Regions from separate parts of the Mus musculus genome. Here all the other regions are linked to region 1. A link is a loop called in an ENCODE intact Hi-C map of the cell type or tissue named here. Cell type or tissue: left cerebral cortex. All regions are shown on one strand.

Region 1 (8,000 bases):
CGGTTCTAAAGCTGTCTCAATTCAATTAGGCTCCCAAAGGCCAGATGCTGAGGGTTCCCAGATGCTGAGGGTCTCCTCCCCAAGCTGGACTTGATTGGCAATAAAGAATTGCCACACAACCAATGGCTTTGTAGGTAGACTGAGGCCGGACCTGGGCATTTATTTGCCCAGGCTAGGCACAGGGGGAGAGAGGAAAGAAGGTAGAGATTGCCATAATGGTGGGCACATGAGAATCAGGGAAAGTGGCCACACAGGCCACTTCCCCAATTATGTTTAGGGTAGCAGAGATGAAATATAGATTTTATAAGATGTTAATTCAGAAATACTGGAGGGGAGTGTTTGCTAGCCAAGCCTTTGGACTAGTCTTTAAAAATGAACTGGTGAGTGTGTGTGTGTGTGTGTGTTGTGTGTGTGTGTGTGTCTTTCATTCATGTATTCAGAGGGCTCTGGTGAGTGACTGAGTACACGACCCACTGGGAGCACAGAGTAGTTAGCTAAGATTACCACTACAAGGGACACTTAGGGACATAGGGCACCTCTGCTTCGAAGACAGTGGGAATCAGGATACCCCAGACACATAAATGGTGTCCTAAGGAGATATTCCAATAGAACGGAGGTACTTTTTCTTCTTCTTCTGTTTTTCTTTTTATCCTTCCTTCCTTGTTGAATCAGAAATCCTGGCAAGCCAACAGGTTGGAGGGTTACAATGAAGTTTCCCTTTAGCTATACTGAATACTAGTGATGCCAAGAAAAACTGCTTCCTGTACAGAGACTCAAATAAAAGCTTTTATTTGTGTACACTCTTTCAAAAATTTAACATACCTAGGTTTTAGTTTCTTATAAAATATACTCTTGCTTTGTAAATTACTTTGTAGTCCAAAGCAGAAGAAATACTATTACTCAAAGTGTGCAGAAATTCTTTGTGTGAGCCAGGTGAAGGTAGAGCTGAGAAATTAATGAGCCCCACACAGTGTTCACTCAAGGACCAACAGAAAGTAGAAAATGATACAGAAGTTTGCTTTTATAAACTCTGATGTTTAGGATAGCAACTGTCACACACAGTCAAAGGTGGGGTCACTTAAACCACAGCAATCCAGTTTTGTGCTTTTTACCCATGCTTTGGTGTTGGAAGTCGGTCAATTGACAGTGCTCAATTGGTCTGAGAACAATAAGGCAATGTGTTTCCTGACATTGCAGACATATACTGATGGTCAACTGCTCTGAGAACAATAACACAGTGTGTTTCCTGACACTGCAGACATACATTGATGGCTGCCTGTGGCTGAAACGCCACTGTCAGCATCAAAAGAACAATCTACATTTCATTCCTCACATGGAAACAAAGGTTTAGACGCATCTGAAGAAAACAGCTTTGACTTATTCATTTTTATAGAACCAATGTATTGAAAGCATAAACAAATCTAGGCTGAAATGGGGACTGTTTATTTATTCAATCGTTTGTAAAAATAATCATATGAGTCACAGAACTTTGCTATTCTCTTCTGAAATACAGCCTAGGATTTTTTTTTTTTTAGATGTAGACAAAACATACCACCAAGCCATCTATAAGCAACACAAAAGGAAATGCTTTTTAAATAATTAAGAACACTAGCTAGCTGACTATAGCTGAACATTTGACTCAATATTTACCATACCTTGCTCTATTATTCTTTACTGAGGACCCACTGTGATATAAGTGTATTATTCAGTAGAGGATCCTTCATGGCAAGGAGTAAGAAATGTCCCAGCTCAGTTATCAAGTGGCAAATCTTTTCCCTCTCTTGATTGTGTTCAAAACACTTTACAGTTGCTTCCAATCCAATCTCCTACATTAAACACACACAGATCTACTGTCGTTGCTGGGCAACAGAGAGATGAAATTTCTGCAAAAAAGAAAAAAAAAAAGAACTTTAGTAATACTGAATAAAAAGAATAAATGCATCCCAAGAGATAAGGTAAAACAGAAGCCGTTATTTCACAGCAGCATTGCAGAATAGCTAAAGGCAGAAGAGAGAGAATCTGGCTGTCTGGGTTCAAATCCAGCCCTTGTCTCTTAATACCCACAGCCCAGAGTGAGTTATTTAACCTTAAATGCCCAACTTAAAACACCCTAATAGCAGATCTTACTGCTGAGCTGTTAGCACTGAATACTAATGACTTCAAGAAAAACTGCTTCCTGTATACAGATTCAAATAAAAGCTTTCATTACGTACACTCTTTCAAAAATTTAACATCAAGAGGTTTTAGTTTCTTATAAATAGAAATGTGCCAGTCAAACATGATATAGAATCTATACCATAGATGGAGCTACTGCTCAGAAAGTCTCTTGGCCAAGGACAGAACAAGGTTTTAAGCATCCTGAAGGCAATTTGGGAGGTCATTTTTAAATCATTTATTCATTTTACATACCAATGTCAGTACCACTTCTCTTTCCACTCACACAGGTCCTCCCACCCCCCACCCCCATCCCCACCCCCACCACTTCTCCTCTGAGAAGGGGAAGCCACGCACCCTGACACTATTTATGATATTCACTTATGCTTACAGACAGGAGCCTAGTGTAACGGTCCCCTGAGAGGCTCCACCCAGCAGCCAATGGGAAGAGATGCAGAGGGTTACAGCCAAACATTAGATGGAACTTGGATGTCTTATGGAAGAGTAGGTGGATGGATTGAGTCTTGTGGAAGAATTAAAGGAAGAATTGAGGGAAGGAAGAGGACAGGAGCCTCACAGAAAGACCAACAGAGTCAACTAACCTGGACACCTGGGGGCTCTCAGACACTGAACCACCAACCAAAGAGCAAGCACAGGCTTGACCTAGGTCAGCCAAACATGTGTAAAGATGTACAGCTTGGTCTTGATGCAGGTCCCCAAACAACTGGAGCAGGGGTTGTCTGTGAATTTGTTGTCTGCCTATGGAACCCGTTCCCTTAACTAGGCTGCCTTGTGCTGCCTCAGGGGGAGAGATGTACCTAGTCCTGCAGGGAGGCCATTTTTAAGAACACAGAATTACAAACTGAGTCTGCAACACAGCCCTTCCTTTCTAGAACTCGGATATTTAAGAAGTCCCAAACTGAGTTATCCCCAGGGCCCTCCCAGCTCCCCCAGCACATTACAGCACAGAGCTGTTCCTGTGACTTGAAAGATCTCAGTACCCCTGTGGTAAAGCAGAACAAATGTAAGAATGCTCTACAAGATTAACTGCAGCGTAATCCTGACTCTGTTGGGAAGGTCTTGGATCCTCTTCAACTCAGCGCTGAGAGACTCCCAGAGTCTCACAGTTGGAAGGACCAAGTTGAAGCTTTTAATTGTGAGAGCATGTTTTACGTGCAACCAGAGACTGTGTGCTCCAGAAGGAGCAGGCAGACTTGAGAGGCTGCCAAAGAGCAGAGCCCCACCAGCTGCCTGCAGCTTGCTGAGAGCCGGCCTTCTCAGCAGGGCTGCGAGGGCCCACTCACCAAGCCTGGAAGATGCTTGCCTGTGACTCAATCTAAAAGAATACAGCCGCCGAGGAGAGAAAGCGGAAAGCTACAAGAAAGCAAAAACAAAGTGCTGTCCATGCTCTAGAACCGCAATGCAACCCTCTGAAATGGAAACACCAGCTGGAGACTTCACTATCAGAGAGGGAATGCTTTGTCGGCTCTTTGGAGAACAGGAGCAATGAAGGCAAACACCAAGGAGATATTTTCTTCATTCTCTCCCTCACTCCCCCCACCCCTTGCCCCAACTCCCGCTTCTTACAAACCATCCAAGACCCTTGCAGTTCACTTTATTTATCTCCACTAAGCAAATTCTAGATAGTAATAGAACTTCCTTTTCTTTGAAGATAAGCAGGAGGGAATGTTGTGTGTGTGAGAGAGAGCAGGAAGAGCGGTATCAGAATATCTTTATAGCTCATCTGGAAAACCCCTTCATTTAGTGGAAGACACCAGAGCTAATACAGGGTAGTGTTGAGCCAGCTGCAAACCTTTCTGGGTGGGTCCTTCTCAAATCTTTCCTAACTTCCCTGAATGCAAAATGGGAGAATCATAACACTTATCTCTCTGGAGGTAAGTTTACTTCTCTAAGGAGAAATAATAGACCTGTTCTAATATTTTAATATGAAAAGTCACCAACTGAATGCCCCCAATTTGAATATTTCTATAAGATGCTTGTTATCACTAAAATTGGTTGGTTTTTTTTTTTTTTTTGAATAATGCCCTGAAGAAGAACACAATGTTTGAGAACATGTCCCTGACATCTTATTAAAGTAACACTGTGTGTTTACATCTCAGCCTTCTGGAAATCTGTTCTCAGAAGGAAATAGGGACTTGTTGCAAAAGTAGAAAGTATGATCTTTAGCCCTGGGAAGCTTATGATTTAATAGAGTGATTGGCTGGACACAGAGCCACATAATAAATATGGCAGAAGCAAACATTTATACATAGCTGAGCACAGCTGCATAGGTTTACACAGGTGCTAAATAGCATACGCAAGAGAAAAGTTAAAACAGCAGGGCTTTTTACAGCATTTGGCAACTAGAATATAGAGCAATATAAGTTTAGAAAAATGCTTTTTTTGGTGCTGAACAATATAGAGAGGCTAAGGAAATTCAAGACAGCAGTGGGGTAAAAAGAAACTCCAGATTATAGAAAGGGCATCTATGATAGATTAGAAATGAGTAAAACTGGATTGCGGTTGAAAATTATTTATTGAGTATATCCACTGTGTCAAGCATTTGGCTTTATGTGAATCATGCCATTTAACTCTCTGAGGCTCGGGGAAATTAAATGACTTGATGCTGGTTTACTCTGGCTCCAAAGCTGCCCTCTACAGCGTTTAACTGCACTGTCTTGCTGTTGTATAATAGAAGAGGAGAGACGAGGACTATTTGAGAAACAGCCAGGGAGACTCATGACTGCTTACCTAGCCCCACCAAGCCACAAATGAAAACTGCAACAGTTCCAAAGCTTGTTGAAGAAGCCAGGAGTTAGGGATGAGGCAGACTGCCCACAGCATGAGGGTAGGGTGGTGGTGTGTGGGAGGTGTCAGTTGGGGGAGGTATACATAGATACTACCCAGGAAAAGTCAAGCCATCCCAACTCTGTATGGAGGTAATCAGGAGGATACTAGTAATTTACCCAGTGATAACACCAATTAGTAAATGAATAGGGAAAATATCTGCTGCCCTAATATGTGCTTTACAAAGCAGTGAGTTCCTAAAGATCATGCCATGCCCCTTAATCTACTCACCAACACAACAGAGAGTTTGGGATCAGAAGAGACTAGACTTCAACCCTACTGACTCTGTGACCTTGGATAAGCTTTATTCTGTACAATTTATAATGTATGCACACTAGGTCTATTTTAGTTTTATGGAGAAAATCGATTGGTTTGATATCAACAAGAAACACACAGAGTTTGGGCCATTGACAGTGGCCAGATGGCTTCAGTATTGCTATTGAAGACATCATAAGACAAGCAAAACACTTCTCAAGATCTTGAAAGTAGACAGAGGCATCTCCTTTTCTTTTCTGCATAGCTATCTCAGTCAATACTGTCATCTTCATGTTAAACAGAACTCTGCCACTAAGATTGTTTGGTGAGGCAAGTACATTTTTCTGTGGGTGGTACTACCTATTTGTGTGAAATGAACTCCCTAGGTAACTACAATCCCCATGAACACTGGTAACCATGCCCTGTCACTCTGGTGGATGACCGATCACCCTCCTGATCTGAACATTTCTGCTCAAGCTTTGAGTTCCTCTCAGACTTTCTGTGATGCCATCTCAGATACAATCACACCAAAGTTTGCATTACTGCTTAAGGACGACACCCACATTGTCAGGGGTTTTGTTTGGGTGCTGTTCTGTCAAGATGATGTGGTGTGGGGCAATGAGCTCAGTCTATTGCAGCTGTTCATCATTACCCAGCTAGGCCCACGAAGCTTCCCAATTAACCTTAGTGTGTAATAAAGCCAATCAGCGAATGAAAACAAGAATTTCTCACTTACTGAAATGATGTTTAGCTTGTAATTGCTGCCTAGGAATGTCAAATCCAGAAGAAAACATTAGGGAAATTGCTCTCCTCCCAACAAATTGATGTTTGGTGATTTTTTTTTTAATCAAGACTATCATTTGATAGACTAAGGTATCTTATCCTAACTTCAGGATAAGCTTAGAAATATATCTTGTCTTTTGATGTAAGATTGTATACTACAGCTTAAAGCATGAGAATTATGACACATGTTATTCTTCTCACTGGTCCTGTGGCTTAAGTTCTAGGTGTCAAAACCCCCTAGACAACCCTTTCATCGTCACTCCCCTCCTCATCTTGGTGCTCACTAATCTAGTCTCCTTTCCATAGGCTTTTTTACAGTTATAAAAATAGAACTATAGTATGTTACTTTTTGAGACTGCTATTAGTGCTTTTGAGATCCATCTAGATTGTTGTTTGTGACAAAAACTGGCTCAGTGGTTATACCATTTCATGATATGAAACATTCACCCACTAAAAGGACGTTCAAGTTGTCCTCAATTTTTGACTTAGAATTAAGGCTAGTGTTATGAATAGTCGTATAGATTTTTGTCAATCTAAATTTTTATTCCTCTGGGACTAATGCCCAGCAGTGCAGTGTCCTGCAATAGTATCATGAATAGTTTAGCAAGAAAAACACCACATATTCTCACCAGTGATGTAAGCTAGGTTCTCTACCTACATTCTCCCCAGCTTGGAATGTGACCACTAGTATTTTTTCTAACCATCTGTAAAATAGGGAGTTATATCTGAGTCTGATTTCTACACAGAAACCAGAAATAGAAATAAAAGTTTCTGAAAATCCTTTGCTGGGTTCCCATAACCAATATTACAGGTAACAAAACCCAGCTCATCAATAATCTCTCCCAAGTCTCACATTCTATTTATCCAGGGAACTTTTGGGCATCTGTTCCCTCAAAATAAGAACTCAAATTGACAAAAAAAAAAGTGTATATAAATAAAATATTCATAATGGCTTTAATCCTAATAGGCAAAAATCAGAAATAATTTAAATGTCCCTTGGATGGGTGAATTATCCCTCCTGTGCCTCCAGTTTCTCCCCCACATTTTCCCATCCATAGTGATGAATTATATGCAGCTTGTCTAGCATCCTATTGTGTTCCATATAGAATCCCTGATTCCAACTTGAAAGTCCTCCGAATGAAGCTGCAGCACGCACAACATTTGAAAGCCATTCTGGCCCCACAGTTGGAAAACAGTTTAAGTATTTGTTCAGTCTTCTGCCAGCCACTTATTCATCCATCCAACAACAACTGGTTTAGGACTTCATATGTGCCCAAGTGCTGGAGAGGGCTACTGTGGTTATTTCAAGGAACCACAAAGCCTTAGTGCTAAGTCACAATGATGAAAGAACCCAGAAGTATAACACATGGGAAGGAGTAAGGATAGGAGTTCAGAAAGCTGAAGATAGTATCCTAAAAAAAGAGACATTGAGAGGTCCACGCCAATGTAGTTGTGTATGTATGTGTATATGTATATGAATATGTATATGTATATATTACAAACATATATATTTATACATGTACATATATATAAGTATATACATATTTACAACATGAAGGTACCACAAGGCACACAAGATCCAAAGGAGAGAACCTGTCAAAGAGAAGTAGGAAAAGGGTGGTGTTTCCCTATACCATATGAAAGTGTGTGTTGAAAGATGACAACAAAATGGCGGGTGGTTTGTTTAAAAAAAAAAAAAGTAGGAAATTAAGTATGTCTAGAACAGAAAGGAAAAGGATAAAATGAAATCAGGCATTTTAACTGTATTACTTTTGTGTCTCTGATAAAGTGATAACAATAAATATGGGTCAGTGGCTGTGAAAGAGTTAGGTTTTCCTTAAGCAAACAGGAAATGCCAACTGCAACTTAAAGGGCTTCTACAAGGGCCACAGGGAATAGCTCTTACCTATTAAACTCTATTAGCATCATGGCTTTTGTTTCTGACCCTGTCCGTGAGTAGT
Region 2 (8,000 bases), 110 kb after region 1:
AAGGTTGAGGACCAACAGTAGGGCTGTGAGACTGGGTGTGGTGACATATATGGGCCATGTGGGCAGGTGCCTTAAACACAGAAGAAAGCCAAAGTAGATATGGCTTTGCCAAACATAGAACATAGTAACTTTTCTAATACTCTGTGCCAGGCACTGTTATACTTATAGGCACAATATTTACAGAATGGATAGTAATTGCAGAATGTAAATTAAATGAATTACTTTAGAGACTCCTAGTACTGTGTTGAGAGACAGCTCAATAGATACTGCCATGTATTGGTGAGGACCAGGATTTGGATTCCCAGAACCAGTATAAATGCTGGGCAGGTGTGACAACTTGTCTTTAACCCGAGCATCCAGATCACAGGAACAATCTGGTTACATCAATTAGCTGAATCACTGAGTTCTGGGTTCCGGTGAGAGACGCTGCCTCGAGACATAAGCTGGAGAGAATTTGAGAACAGTCGCTGAGCACATTTCACAACCATCTCTGAGAAATGCACAAGCAAACACACATATACACATATGCACACAACAAAAATCGCCCAAAGATCTGCCCCCCTACACACTGATAAGTGAAAAAGAAAAATGACAACCAGATTTCTCCCTTGTCTTCCCTAGTCACTTGAGGGATCAACTGCGTTCAAATCTTACAGCATGCCTGTCAGCCAGTGGAGTCAGAAGCTCTACAGTGGCATCTTTCAGAAACCATTAAACTCTTTCAGACTTTCCTTAGTGATCTGTCATGTCTGACAGTATTAGTAATGTGTGTAAGATGAACAGTCCTGAGAGGGAGAGTGAAGAGTACAAACATTAACTTTCCGTTATTTTCACTCAAGAATGTCAGCCTCATTGGGGTGTAGTCTTTAAATGCTCATCAAGATTCTGTTCTCAAACATCAATCCTAACCACATCTGAGGAGACTTTCACCACACTTAAGATTTACCGCATTTAAATATATTTACCTCTAGGTTCCTAATAACAAGCTTCACTTATTTGCCCATATGACGATGCCATATACCATTATCTGCTCAGAAAAGGATGTAGAAGCTCGGGCCTTAGACAATTTCTTTAGACAGGAACAGGAATTGGGAAAGCAATCTTAAACAGTTGCTCTTAATTACATCGTCATGATTTGCGCTTCTGCTCCATTCACATGGCAGGTCTTCCTCATCTCAATTATCTGACATTGGTGTCTTAAGGTATCAAACCTCTAAAATATGGTTCCCTACAGACTGGGGACCTTTGTCTACATGAAATCAGGCCAATATGAAACTGGTGTTTCTTGCCAGCAGTGTATCTATCCAACAGCTGAAAGCCATATTTCACTAGGTCAAAAGTACAGCAGATTTTACATGCCTGCAGCAAATGGCCCTTTCTCTTTTGAGACCGATTATCCAGTAATTTAGTTGAGCAAGAAGTACTGCTTCTGGCTGTTAGCCCTTCGATAAAAGCAGCAGAAATTGACAGCTAGGTAATGAGTCTTTGGCCCTCAGCTCAGAAGCAGTTTCCGAAGCCATCAAGAGACCACACGTCTAGGATCCAAAGCAGCAGCTGAAGGCCCTCAGAAATGCATTTCCATGTTGGAAGAGTGTTCACATACAAAAAACTTACAATCTTCTCTGTGGTACAAGACCTGATACAATAAAATCTGCAGAAAATTAAAACAAACACAAAATTATGCTATCTGGGAGTAAGCAACATTCTGTGGGGTGGGAAGGATGGATTTGAGAGGCCTCTGAGATATTGACACGTTCCTTTGTAGTGGCAATGGTTCTATTTGAGGAAAACTGGCTTCACAGGGGAAGGGATAGGTTAGGTTTTCATCACAAAACTGACAAGATTCAGCTGGGCCCCCAAAAGGTCTGCTTTTAGTATTGATTTAGTTCATGAACTATCTTAAGCATTAACCAGATCTATTACAAAAAGTCAAATGCCCCACTGTCATTTTCAGTTTTAAAAAAACTATTCATATTGCTACTTTCTATTTTTAAAAAAATAAGTATCTGTCTAAATGAAGGAGGTATCAGGCAACTTCTCAGACACACACCTAGTTTGGAATCTGAATTATACTGGAAAGATCTATGGCTCAAGTTGATGACCTAGGACTTGGGTTTTCCAGTTAACAACACATCCGAAAACAAAGAGAGAGGAGGAAGAAAAGTAACTTAGCACTTAAGAGTGCTTGCTGCTCTTGCAAAGAACTAGTATTCTGTTCCCAACACTCAGAAACCCAGAGCTGCCTGTAACTCCAGCTCTAAGAGATGGATACCCTCTCCAGGCCTCCCCAGGGGTCCTTAGAGGCTCACAGGCACACACAGACACACAGCTAAAGTAAAAGTAAATGTTATTTTTAAGCAAGGAGGTAATGCTTGAGATATGTAAGCAAACACATTTTTTTTATTTCGATTTTTCCTTAAACTTTAAGGTTTTCCCAGAGAAAATCCACTTTCCCCATTGCAGAGGGCACAACAGAAGTCAGAGTGGACTGCGGAAGGCATCAGGTTTTCATTTTCACATCCAATACTAGAGATTTCCTTAATTTTAATTTTAATTTTAATTTTAATTTTAATTTTAATTTTAATTTTAATGCTAGTGACAACAAAACTGAACATCCGTGGTTGGTACCACACTGCCTCAGAGCCTGCACCATGGAAATCAACCAATGGCCCTGAAGTGGTTCCCAAGGCCATTTGCATAGAGTCTACTTGTTTATTCTAGGGTTGACCAGATAACCTCCCTGTCAACCAGCAGCTGTGCTAATCACTCCACTTAAAGAAAATGAGATCTGTTTGAAACCATAAGACATCAAATAAATGTGCAGGACTCCAGACACCCCAGGCAGACGCTTCCTCTTTGAGCTTTAGGCTAGCTGGCTGGAATACCTTCAAAGAAAGATACACGAATATTTGTTCTTTTTCTGGATACAAAGGGCAAGACTTCTTTAGGTCAACTAAGGAATAAGATCAGACAAAATAAAGGGTAGAATGCCAAGGGAATGCAATGTCTTTGGAATGTTTTCACCAAACTGATGAGAAAATAAATTGTGACTATCACCTTTGAATGAGGAGCATACACTGTTTTTATCCTGATGTTATAACCACCTTTAACAAAGCAGACATACCCATTTGCTTTTCCCCAACCATCATTAGGTCACTCTCTGATTGCACAGTACAGAAGTCAAACAGAATGCAAAAGTCACACACTAAAGTCACACCCACATGTCACGCAACTTGTGTCTCACTGTGAAAATTTCCATACTTGAAAGGGTAACCCTCCATTTCTTCTGTCCCAGTAAATTAGGGTAGCTATTTATTCTGCTGGACCGATATTTTTTATTACTTTTCTGTTTTATATCTTCATTTTGTCCCCTAACTTAAGAAAAAAGAAGAAAGAGGAAGTGGGAGAAAGAAAAAGAAAGGAGGAATCTGAGGGGAGATAGATTATATAGATAGATACAGATAAATAGTTATAGATACGAATATTTTTATTATGGACCCTATTTCTTTCTTGAAGACTTGTTTTTGGCTCTTTGATCTACTTTGACCCCTTGATCCTTAGTCCGGAGACTTACAAGTACACAGAGAAAAAGGTTAAGGCTCTATGAATGATGTCATTTAGGACTGACTCCTGATCTTTAAAAACAGAGGTTGAAGCTGGGCAGTGGTGGCACATGCCTTTAATCCCCGCACTTGGGAGGCAGAGGCAGGAGGATTTCTGAGTTCAAGGCCAGCCTGGTCTACAGAGTGAGTTCCAGGACAGCCAGGGCTACACAGAGAAACCCTGTCTCAAAAAAACAAAAAAACAAAAAAAAAACAAAAAACAAAAAACAAAAAAACCCAGAGGTTGAACGTAGAAAAACTAGACAGAAACTTCTAACACAGAAAGTGGCAGAAATTTGAGAAAACTCTATACAAGTCTAAAATTTACCAGTAAATTTTCTATTTCTGGGTTTTGAGCATATATTTTAAATTTGCATTTGAAAAGTAAATATGCACATTTGAATTTATATTTACATATTTGAATATATGTATATATTTGAAATTTTCTATATGTGAATTGAAATTATTACATATTTGAACATATACTATATATTTTAATAGTTATATACATTTGAATTGAAGTTATGTATTTGAATATATCATATATTTGAATACTTATATATATTTGAATTGAAGTTATATATTTGAGTATATGTGTGTGTGCATATATATACTCAAATATATACATGCATACACATATATATAAAACCTGCTATGCTAGAAATCCCCACAGCTTCAAGCAAAACTAATAAACCACCTCTAAATAGAGATGTGTAATGGTATACCTGGGAGATGGCCTCACATGGAGTAAGTAGGGTTTTCAGTCTGGGCTTGCTGGTCCAGTCTCCCCTGAAAGGTAACAGTTTAAGCATAATGCACTTGTTTGGAGGACAACCAGGTAGAAAGGACCTAATCCAAAGTTCAGCCAGCCCCTTTCTCCAGCATCACAGATTGGTGACAATGAGATGCCTTCTAACATGTGTAACAATTCTAGCTTTGCAGAATCCTGCTACAGGAAAAATGGAGCTGTTCGGTGTATTTGTAAAGAAAACTATGTTGGACCTAACTGTGAAAGGTAAATAGAAAAAATTCTTTCTTTTTTTTTTCCTGTTGGGCTGGAGGAAGCTTTGTGTGTGTGTGTGTGCGTAGGCGAGCATGTGTGCACACGCACATGTGCACATCAACTCTGCTGTGTTTCTGTTCAAATGGTTTTGCAGTTGATGCACAAATTGGGGGTGGAAAAAGCATTTCAGAACCCCAAGTAGGGTGTTGTCCTCAAACTTCATGTCTCAGAACAGCTACGATAGAATCTCCCCTTGTGGTCCAGACTGGGGTCATATTTCGGAATATGATGGGGAAGGAAGGAAATGAATCTGGGTGTGCTGGGAAGATTCTCTAGATGACTCTGGTGACAGTCTCTGCTCTCTCCAACACTACAAACCAGTACTATAATTATATCTCTCCAATAAAGAGTGAGACTTGCTAAATAAATAGAAAGTGACTCCTCTCTTGAATTCTCTATTGCTCATAGAATGAGAAATGAGCAAAGAACTAACTGGTTATTTAATCCTCTCATTATTCCTCTTCTTACAAAATAAAATCCACAAGCTTGGGTGTTCTGAATCCCTGTTGGGTGATTACAAAATGTTCTTTTTAGATGCTATGTGGTTTGAAGAAAGACCTCAGGAGCTAAGCACGGGAGGCTCCCCCTGAATGATTTCCTAGTAAGATATTTGCCATCCATTCCGTCAGCTACTCACTGTTCTCTAAGATGAAATGCCTTTAACTAAAAGAATCTCACAGAGAGGTCTTCATAACAGAGACACTGTGAACACTTGCCTCACTATTGGACTCAGGCAACCTCGTGATGTTGTAATTCCATAAAGACAGGGAGGGAAGGGCCAGGGTTACAGGCCAAACATTCAGTCTAGCAGCATATCCACAGGCCTCTCACCTCGTGGACAGCATATGCAGGCCAGCTCCTCAGTGGGACTCACAAACTCAGCCTGTGGCTTAAGAAATAAATCCTTAATTATAAAGCTATCTGTCTTCTAAGAAATCACCTTGTATCTCTCAGAGTTCTGAAACTCAAAAACAGCCACAGCTTGTGGTAAAGAAAAGATACCTCTATGTTGCTATACTAACTTTTAAAAGTATCAGAGGTAGAGGTAATTCTTGTACCTGGTGAATAGACGTTTCCTTTCCATCAACGTTACAGGTGGGAAACAGAAGCTGAGGACCCACATGGTTATCAGTCCATGGGAGGATTGGCAAAGGAGATGACATGGGGTGATTAATTAATATTTGTGACACAATCATTGCATGCCTCCTTATTTGGAGACAGAAATACAAGGCACAGAATTTACTCATTCTCTGGCTCCATAGATCTGAGGTGATTGTGTACCAGGCTAGGGTGGGGCTTTGTCTCCTGTGTCTGAAGTTAAATTCTGTATAGTTTGATTAGGACAAAGCGTATTGCTAATGGGTCTCTCCAGAGTCTGCCAGGAGGAGTTAATGGCTCTGCTGATCAAGTGCCAGACTGGTACACATAAGACTTCTATGGGGATACAAGGGTTCCCACCCTGACACAGGGCAGAATGCCCACTACAGACACATGATTGCAGATAAATAATTACCCTGAACACATCAGAAGCTTGTGGGATCTGCCATTACCCAGTAAGCCAAGATCTGATATGATGTTTATATTGCCCTGGAAAATTTATGTTGTAGAAAGAACTCCAGTTGCATATTATATGGTAGAGGAATTCTAAACAGTATGCCACAGAGATATTTGCATGACCATGTTTTACTGCACTGTTCACAGTGAGCAAAGGTATGGAAGAAGCCGAGAGCTCTATCAGTGGATAAGTAGATAAGACAATGCATATTTATGCAACAGAATTTTATTCAGGTCTTAAGCAGAACTAAATTATGACATTTGTAGGGGAGAATGGATAAAACTGGATAAAGGCAATTATGTTTAGCAAACTGAGCCAGATGGAAAAGATGGGCTTTTGTGTTTTTCTCAGAACATAGACTTAAATGGGCATGTGCAGGTGCAAGTGTATGTGACACAAAAATAGAAACAGAATTAAGAAGAGGGAAAGAAAAAGAGTAAGGCAAGCGTACACACACACAAAAAAAAAAAACCCTAGTGATATATATCATGAAAACAGAAGGCAGGACTGTTTGGGAAGAAAGGAAACCAAGACGGTGAGGAGAAGGTAGATAGGGGGACACTTGAGGGGCAGATTTTTTTTACAAGTATAAGTGTATGTGTCTGTGTGTGTGTGTGTGTGTGTGTGTAACAGAGAAAGAGAAAAAAAAATATGCCATGACAAACCCATTACTTTTCATGTTAAAACTTAATTTAAAATAAAATACATAAAATTTTAACATTTATTTAAAGACTAGAACGAGCACTAGTTTCAGAAGTAGAAGGTGGGTGTTACAGAGATCCATCATTGGGCTGTGTCCAGACCACTCTGTGATGCTCTAGGGAAGTTATTTGACTTCACTCAGTATTAATTCCCACTCCCACACAATACGGGAAAGGCAGCACCTACCTCATACCCATACTGTGAGATAATATTGCCAGGGTTGAAGGACAGCCCCTGGAACCTAGCAAATGCTCAGTGACAGGTAGCTGGTGGCAAGTGAGCCATTGTAGCTACTGACTCATGGTCATCACTGGCATCAGGTGTGCCTGGGATGAGTTGACTCATCTTCCTGAGTCCCTTTCCTTTGACATTGTGAGGGCATTAGTGTCACCCCTACTCACCTCTTACATCCTCCCTGACTTACATCCTTACTGGTCAGCCCTGCAACCACTCTGAGAGGAGGTCACATTTTGTCATTGTGCTGATGAGGAAACTGTGCCAAGGGACTTGTCTGAAGCCACATTACTGGTGGTGGTGGAGCAGTAGGGAGTCAGGATTTGAACACTTGGGGTAAACACATTTAAGTTATTGTTATGTCTTTGCACTGGTTTTCCCAAATGCTCTCCTGTTTAAGAGCATCATTTAAACAAACCTCTGAGATGCAGGGGAGACATGCTAACCTCTTAGATCCTTCTGAAATGCTCTGCATCCACCATCTACTAAGGGACTAGAAGAAAGCTTCCCTTCTAGAATCTACTGCCTGCATGAAAAGGGTCAGTATAAGAAACTCTCTGAGCTTCATCTGCTCTTTCCTGTTCTTCCCAACTCTCCCCTTCACACTCCCTCCACCTAGAGAGAAAGTGCAGAGGTCCTGTACACCAAAACTTGGGTCTTACAGTGCAGGGTGGAGTGATTCTGGTATGAGTTCATCTAAGAGGCAGTCTCTTGTCCTTGAGGAACACCAAGGCTAGAGGAGGAGACACCAGAAAACCACTCACAAAAAGCAGTAAACAGTAAGGACTAAAGCCAGGTGCAGGTACATGCATACCCTTGTAGTCCTACATACCTGAGGCAGGAG
Region 3 (8,000 bases), 58 kb after region 1:
AGGCTGGGAGTAGCCAGAAAGGGAAATGGCTGATCATAGCAAGCAGGAGGTCTCCCAAGCCACAGGATATATAAACACGGCTGTTTTCCCTCTGTAGGAAGTGCCGTTCTATTCATACAACTTCAAAACATTGCATAATTAAGTTGTCTTTACTAAGCACGTACTTTATATATGTCAGTGCGTATTGTTTTATTTACATTATTTGTTACTCCTATTAACTCAGTGAAAGGGGCATGAGTATTCCCATTTTACAGGGGGTAAAACTGACTTTTATGAAAGACTGAGTTTTGTGTCAAACTCTTAGAACTACTTATAAACAGGCCCAAGATGAACTCTGTTAAGTTTCACACAAAAACCTGTGAGTATATGTGTGTATATATGCACATATGTGTATATGTATGTGTGTGTATTTGTATCTATATATCTTATCATTTGGCAAAAAAAACAATAATAGATAAGAGGGGGAAAAACAGAGCATATACTTAATATAAAAAAAAGTTTATAGGAACCAGATAAATACACCCAATTCCCAGTGCTAAGCACTGTAGAACATGAATACTAATGGCAGGGCAGAAAGAGAACATCCCTGGTTAAAGAACAATTGTAGAAACAGCTGATAACTAAGGAAGAGTAAGTTGAGTTCTTTCAAAAGCAAATGTGAACAGTCTGGTTTGCTAAAGCACTCAGTATCTGAAGCCAGGCTCTGTGTGTGTGTGTGTGTGTGTGTGTGTGTGTGTGTGTGTGTGTGTGTGTGTGCACATGCATGCATATGATAAATAATGATAATATAATTATTTAAAGTTATAAAGTTAGAGAGTGTAACAGGATGCTGAGCGCTGCTATTCCTCCTCAGAATCTGGCCACCTTCTCCCTCAGTAGAAATCACTTAAAGAATCATCCAAGTCAAATGCACACTTCATGTCTTTCCCTTAATTCGCATGCTAGCCAATTTCTATGGGGGAAAATATGACAACTTAGTTCAACGGTTCCTTGTCATATTATTGTTAGTCTTTAAACAATCTGTGAGAACCCTTTCTACTTCCTCTGACACTAGCTCTTTCATGTCACCTCATTTTATTATTTAAAATCAAGAATCTTACTCTGACCAGGCACACACTCATTTCCAGCACCCATAGAAGCCAATACAGCACTGGAGGCATTTATTTCATTATTGCTTGTTTTGTTTATTTTGTTATTGTTTGTTTTGCCAAAAGAGCTTTATTGACAACAGATTAATTAAGGACATGAGCGGCTCAAGTCTGTTGCACATATTGGCAGGTGTAGAAAGGAGTTAAGTGGTCTAACAGGGGACGTGGAAGGGGTGTTGGGATAATCCACACCCAGCACACAGGTCCAGTGTCTTGGCATCATTACTATAATACCAGACTACTCCACCATTGCCAAATGCATGTGACAATGACCACTTAGCTATCGGCATGAAATTAAATAAAATAACTCATGCAAACTGTTGGTGCATAGAAAGCACTCCAAAAGTGAAAGAGACCACCTACCCCCCACCCCCACCCCCACTATCTCTATGTCCCAGCTCAGGCTTTATCTTATCAGTTTTGGTGTTACAAACTTGAATCAGAGCTTCAGGCCAAGAAGGCTCATATTTAAGCTTCAATTCAGCTTTCTATCAGCTGGGTGGCCCTGGGGAATCGCTCATTCTTCTTCCACAGCAAGGAAATAAAAGCCCTACTATGCGAGAATGCTGTGGTGTTTACAAATGTGTGGAAAGTGGCTGGCACATGGTAGAGAATAAACAGTTGCTTATGTGTATAGCTTTAGAGCCAACAGCCCATTCGGTGAAATGGGGCTCATGATAATGTTCACAGAGTTGCCTTACTGTGTAATTATAATTCCCAATACCTTAAAACTGGCCTGAGTGTCATTATATGGCTATCTTGCTCATCTGATCATTTTTAAGCACTTTGGGGCCTTCCCTCCAGAGATACCTAAAGCTCTGACCTGAAGCCCATGGAAATAAAGGCACCTATCACTGGCAGTGGATACTAGTCAGCTCAAGGGCAGCCCAGCGTAACTGCAGCCTGAGTTCTATGGAAGCCTTGGAAAGGTTGCATGATTCAGACAAATGTTGTAGGCATGAGATTGCAGGCCAAGAGGAAGAGGTCGGGCTACTATGAGCTGTGGGTCGCATATTCGACAGGCTCATACACTGCATGCCTTGTTCTGGGTCCTTCACAAAGCACCTCTTTAGGGAAAACAAGATGTTCTTTGTAAATAAAAGTTCATGCATTTCAATAATGAAGTCATTTTCTAGTACTGTAGTGAAAGATATTCTCTCCAGCCCTCTGGGTGAGGACTCCACAGAGGAAGAGGAGTGGCCAGTGAAGAGCCACAGGCTATCCCTAGAAAAGGAGAGGAGAACGCATCCAGAAATGGACACCATGCCTCTGGCTCCTGAGGTCATCTACCTCAGGTTCCCTCCCGCCCCTGGAATCCTTTTTCCACCCACTTTCCTGTACACTAGTGGGGGCCACATACAAATCTATATAAATATAGATCAGACATCCGGCGCCTTGGCTGCGTAAATAAGGGATGTGGGGAAGCAATCAGGAACGCTGAATATTCATTTCGAGTCCTTGGAGAGACTCCAAACTGCGAGGGGGAGGGGGAGGGGGAGGCGGCGTCTAGGAAAGGCCTGACCTCGGGGTCTGAAAGCCAACTTGAAGTGGGAGGGCCTGGAAGGGGAAGGTGGAAAGGGAGTGGTGAGAATGAGTGTGGGAAGGAAGCCAGAGCCGCGCCGACCTCAGTCCCAGCCGCCAGGGAGAGGAGGTGGCCAGGAGCGCTCGCCTCGCTCATGCCAGTCTGCTCCCCTGCCTTTTGATGTTCACAGGGCGCTAGCTCCATCCATCTGTAAGTCCCAGAACCCAAGTCTCAGGAGCGGCGGGAGACCGGAGACAAAGTGAGAGAGGTGGATGGAAGCGAAAGACAAGCAGGAGAGAGAGAAGAGACCACGCTGACTCTCACTCCCTCTTCTTTAATACAACAAAGTTGCAACTTGGGCTCCTGGATCTAAATACCGCAGGTCCAGAGAAGACAAAACACCAGGCATCACTGCATCTCTTAGGGGGTACCCACCAAGACCTCCAGGTCCTTCACTCCAGGAAGGGCCCTGTTGAATATCTGCAGAGAGATGGGTTGGAGCACAGCTTGGTGCTCAGTCCTGGCCCTGTGGCTCCTCTGGTGTGCTGTCTGCTCCAACGCAGCGTCAGGGGACGGCAATGCGTTTCCTTTTGACATCGAGGGGAGCGCAGTGGTCGGCAGGCAAGACCCATCGGAGACTAGCGACTCAGGCGTGACACTGGGACGCCTGCCGCCTGCTGCTGAGGTACAGTACCCCCTGCCTTTGCCAACCCGCTCCACACCTGTGTCTACCGTGTCTATGGGCTGGGCCACAATCCTCTTTCTCTCTCCCCATCTGTTTGATAACCTAGGCTTTCATCTGGGCTAGGTCTCCTCAGTTGAAATAAAGGGCTCTGTTTTGAAAGTTTGACTTGGACGTCAGTTGAAAGTTGAGGCTTCCAGTGAGAGTACCCTTCATGTCTGCGTGGGTCTGTTAGACTACATGAGAAATGTATGCAGTATGCAGTGGTGGTCTTTTGGTGTGTTCCAATAGCCATTTTGTCAAACCTTGGCACTTACTGTAAGTGCCCCCTCTCTGTCTCCCTGCTCCTCTTTGCTGTTTGAACAATGAGAGCAATATCACTAAAAAGACCTATCCTGTCTCAAACTAAACAAAAGGTCTTCTGCAAGGCTGGGGTGCTGGGGGTGGGGGTTGTCTGTGAAGGAAGCTGTTAGAAAATTTCAGGGCAGATACCTTAAACAAAAGCAGACCATTCTAATCCAGAAGCAAGATTAAGTCAAGCTCCACTCCCAAAGTAAAGCTGATCAGGATATACTACTGGTCTAAGGTTTATTCAGTGAGCTACTGTTTTTATATATCAAGAGACTTTTCAGTTGAGAAATGGCTGAACTGTAGACATTGGAGGAGAAGGATGGGTCCACAGTAAGTGATTTAAGAGCCTCTGCGCCTGGATTACAGTAGCATGTCCAGGCTGTGGGGGATGCGAAGGAGGAGGAAAATGAAGTCACCTAAGTTCATGGGAAAGGAAAGATCAACTGACCTAACACCACACATGTACAACACACACACCACATACCATACAACACACATACACACAGCAAACATATAACACACACAAATATACATACCACACACACACACACCACACTCACACAACATACACACATACACACCACTCCACATACCACACAGCACACACATGCACACCACATACCATACAACACACATACACACAGCAAACATATAACACACAAATATACATACACACCACACACGCATACCACACTCACACCACACACATATACACCACTCCATATACTACACAGCACACACATACACACACCACACACTCATAACATATACACACAGCATATACACACACAGCACACACACATGCCCACACTAATATATCCATGTCTATAGCAATCATACAGCTAAAGTAGTGATGCAAGTTGCTAAAAGTCACTGAAGTCTCAACTGTTGCTCCTAATTCTACCTTCTGGTAATATAACTACAGCTGTTATTGTTGATTAAAAATAAAATGCAAGATGATCCTTAAGTAAAAGTCCTAGTGGTGCTTCCTCAAAAGGGAGGCAGGTGGGTAGAACCAGAGTGTACCAGTCTCTCGTTTCAGTGCATAGGGTCTACCTAAGGCTCTTTTTTGAAAGGGGCTTCTGATCACACCCAGTCACTGGGGACAGGTCAGAGCAGCCAAACTCCATCCATCAATGGAGAGGAATTGCCTCTCTGCATGCTTGGAACACACCCAGGCAACATTATCTCCACACCTGTTGCTTCCAGCAGGGAAAGTCCCTGAATGAAATGCTTGCCATAAGGACAGAATTGATATTGAGTATAATTCAATTAAACTTGAATTGCAGATAAACAATAAATAATTTTTTATCGTGTCCCAACTGTATGCTAGATTTTTTTCAATATTCATCTTAATTCAACTTATCTAGGCATCCTGTGTTTGAATATGTTAAATCTAAAGAGATGATCATATCATGCATAGTGATTTTTTTTCTGTATTTGCAACTCATAATAATTATTTGAATGTTAGAGGACCTTAAAGTTAATATTGAGACTATGAGCAATTTCTCATACAAGCATATGTCCAGGGCAACGTTAGCAAAGCATTTTAGAGGGCAGACTTGCTAAACATGCTTAAAGCGCAAGCATCTTGACTTTACCCAACTTGCTGATGAAAGAAACAAAACTAAACGCTCAAGGCTTAGGGAAATTATTGACAGCTATTTTAAACTTTATGTTGTTGCCGTGGCAAACGTATTACAGTGTCTGACATAGGTAGAAGTGATTGAACATGCTGAGTTATTACCATAAATGGGTTACATTATTTTTTTTAATCCATATTTGGTGCTATTTCTCAGAGACTTTTATGCTTCTATCTTACTTAATGTTTGTTAATATTGGATCTATGTTTGTCTGTATTCTTCCAGTCAGAAAGACTGTCCCATAGTAGGTTAACTGTGCAGTACCGTCATCGTTTACCATGTGTACTAGTTGAGGAATTTAGGGAAGAGAGAGAAGATACCGGTCATCCCAGGGAGGATCCCAGTAGCCAGGGTGGAACGCCACATTTACGCTTCCCAAGGGTGGTTTCACATAACGCCCAGCTTGCCTGTGGTCCCAGGATGATCCCAGTGCCCTGCCAGCAGGTTTCCCATGCTCTTTATAGCCAGTAAGCAGATCTTAAATCAAATAGATTCCAGAGACTTAATAACATGGCACAACTACTTTACTGGGTTGGGTCAGGAAACCGTATTTACATAAACCAGAATACGGTCACATTATTCATAGGAGGGGTTCAAAATGTGGGTGGGAGGGTACGCTAAAAATATTTCCACTTTATTTGAGTTGGATTTATATGAATGGTCACTCTTCAACCAACTCTCCAAAAGAAGGAAGAAAAAAAAAAAAAAGGCAAGCACGGGTCAGTGGGAGGAGCTTGGCAGAAATCCCCTAATGCTTTTCCCCCAGTTCCCCTGTCACTGGATGCTTGTCCTAAGGAGGCAGGGTCTCTGACCCACAGTAGTGCTCAGTGTGAGCTGGGAGCAAATGTGAATGAAAATTTAACACAATGAAAGGACAGACAAGGCTGGCAGGCCAGGAAGGAAGGGCCCACCTTTGGAAAGACTTTCCCATAGGATGGAAAGAATGTGAAAGAGACACGCCCAAAGAGAACTCTACATCTTACTTGAAGATTTTCCTACCTCCTGCTTCTTGACAAGCAATTTACTGAGTCCACTCCTGCTGAGCACATGGTGACAGCAGCGATTTTTAGTAGGCAAGGGCAGGCAAGAGGGAGACTAGGAGTTTCAGAAGGAACCTTCAGTATCCTGACAAGACTTTAAAGAAAGAGAGGCTACTCACTTTGTCAAGTATACTGTAGCAAGTAATAACTAAGTTTAAGGTGTGTGTGTGTGTGTGTGTGTGTGTGTGTGTGTGTGTGTGTGTGTGTGCAAACGTGTGTATGTGTTATGAGAGTGTGTGTGAGTGTGTGTATGTGTGAGTATGTGTATGTTTTGGGTAATATGTTGGCTCAGAACTTTCTCTGCTTCACTATAGGACTGATGCAATTTCTAAAAATAATGAAACACAGGCAGGGCAATCTTCATGTATGGATTTTGTTGAAATGATCAGAATCCAGCTAAAGTTTTCGTGACTAACACAGAAGTACAGGGAACCAGAGGGAAAGAAGGAATGGAGAGAGAGTGACACCAGGGAATCAGTATCAGAGTATCCTTGGGGAAAGAGATTTTTGTTTACTGAGACATTGGGCAGGAGTCCACCAAGGTTGAGAACACTGGGCTAGTGGTGGAAGCTAGATGGAGGCCAGTGAAAGGCATTGAGAAATGTGGGGCAAAGGAGGAGTGCTGGGAGAGCCAAGCAGGAGTGGGTAGAGCTGGGCTTAATCCTTATTACTGGTTTTGATAAATGAGAATAAGAGAAATCGATCATAAAGGTGAGGAACTTCCCTGAGAGGAGAACAAAAGACTTCATGGCCTAACCTGAGTGGGGTTTACTGTTAATATTACCAGGCTAACTTCCCTCCAAAACTGTCATTGCTTCATAAGCCCATGGCCATCCCACTCTGGACGAACTGACTTGCTTAAAGAAGCACTATAGAAGGCTAACTCTGAGGGACTTTCCCTCTATTCTTCTCAGCGTTGACGTGTGGTCCCATGCCCGAACACTTTGTTAGGCTCCCTGCCATTGAAGGGTTGCAGAATGTTTACGGAAAGTCTCTATCTCTTTCACTATCTGCTTTCCTTTCCTTATCTCAGCCCTTGCCTTGAAAAAGACTATGCAGACTATAAGTCTTCCAGCCACTAGCCTGGGCAGCCATCCTGGTCTGCAGTGCCAGCGCTAGGTTAGGCCTTTGGAACCTACATTTTCATTCACACAACAAGCACATTAGAGACTTACCTTGTACAGAAAAAATGTACAGGTACCAAGAGGGATTAAAAGAAAATAAAGAATAGAGTTTTACCCTCACATTCAAATAGTAAACAATCTGACAGAAAATAATACACCAAGCACTGTCCAAAGCAGAACAGACTGATGCTCTGTAAGAGTGGCTATGAGTTAAGTACCACGGAGAAAATGAGGTAGAGCAGCAAGACATGATATTCTACTTGCCAACAGCAAAGATTTTATACAGCTTACTTTAGAAAGACAGGGATGTTGTAGTAGTGGCATAATTAACACTACCTAAGACACTTCCTGACACCTCCATGATAAGTTAGTAGAACTATACAATTATCATCTCAATTCACAAACTTGGAAATAGGTAGAAAGGCAGCTATACCGGAGGTGTTTACCTGTAAAAGCAACTTGACTGTGCAGGAATATCTAGAAAGTATAT

What was found. Hi-C counts contacts between places; a loop is a spot of excess contacts. Peaks named below come from ENCODE experiments on the same cell type or tissue, not always from the same donor. Only the 100,000 strongest peaks of a DNase experiment are listed, where the experiment ranks them.
Region 2: a loop joins it to region 1, with 5 times the contacts of the local background. A loop is called at or near these places in 2 of 42 quality-filtered maps.
Region 3: it touches region 1 in a loop (5-fold over the local background); 4 of 42 quality-filtered maps call a loop at or near these places.

The regions. Positions count from the first base shown.
Region 1 is chr10:38,905,076-38,913,075 of GRCm38, forward strand. No RefSeq gene overlaps it. Among named protein-coding and RNA genes, the nearest start is that of Lama4, 56 kb to the right of the region's middle. In left cerebral cortex, no CTCF peak of the experiment used is centred here; DNase peaks (open chromatin) are centred at 1,817, 3,440, 4,455 and 4,966; H3K27ac peaks cover 2,868 bases.
Region 2 is chr10:39,012,785-39,020,784 of GRCm38, forward strand. Lama4 (laminin, alpha 4) reads left to right here. Exons shown (of 38, transcript NM_010681.4): 4 at 4,537-4,617. Among named protein-coding and RNA genes, the nearest start is that of Lama4, 51 kb to the left of the region's middle. In left cerebral cortex, no CTCF peak of the experiment used is centred here; DNase peaks (open chromatin) are centred at 4,792, 5,225, 6,162 and 6,528; H3K27ac peaks cover 1,008 bases.
Region 3 is chr10:38,962,795-38,970,794 of GRCm38, forward strand. It overlaps Lama4 (laminin, alpha 4), which reads left to right and starts at 2,721. Exons shown (of 38, transcript NM_010681.4): 1 at 2,721-3,355. The coding sequence starts at 3,161. In left cerebral cortex, a CTCF peak has its summit at 3,372; DNase peaks (open chromatin) are centred at 2,364, 2,480, 2,806, 3,188 and 1 more place; H3K4me3 peaks cover 2,745 bases; H3K27ac peaks cover 1,754 bases.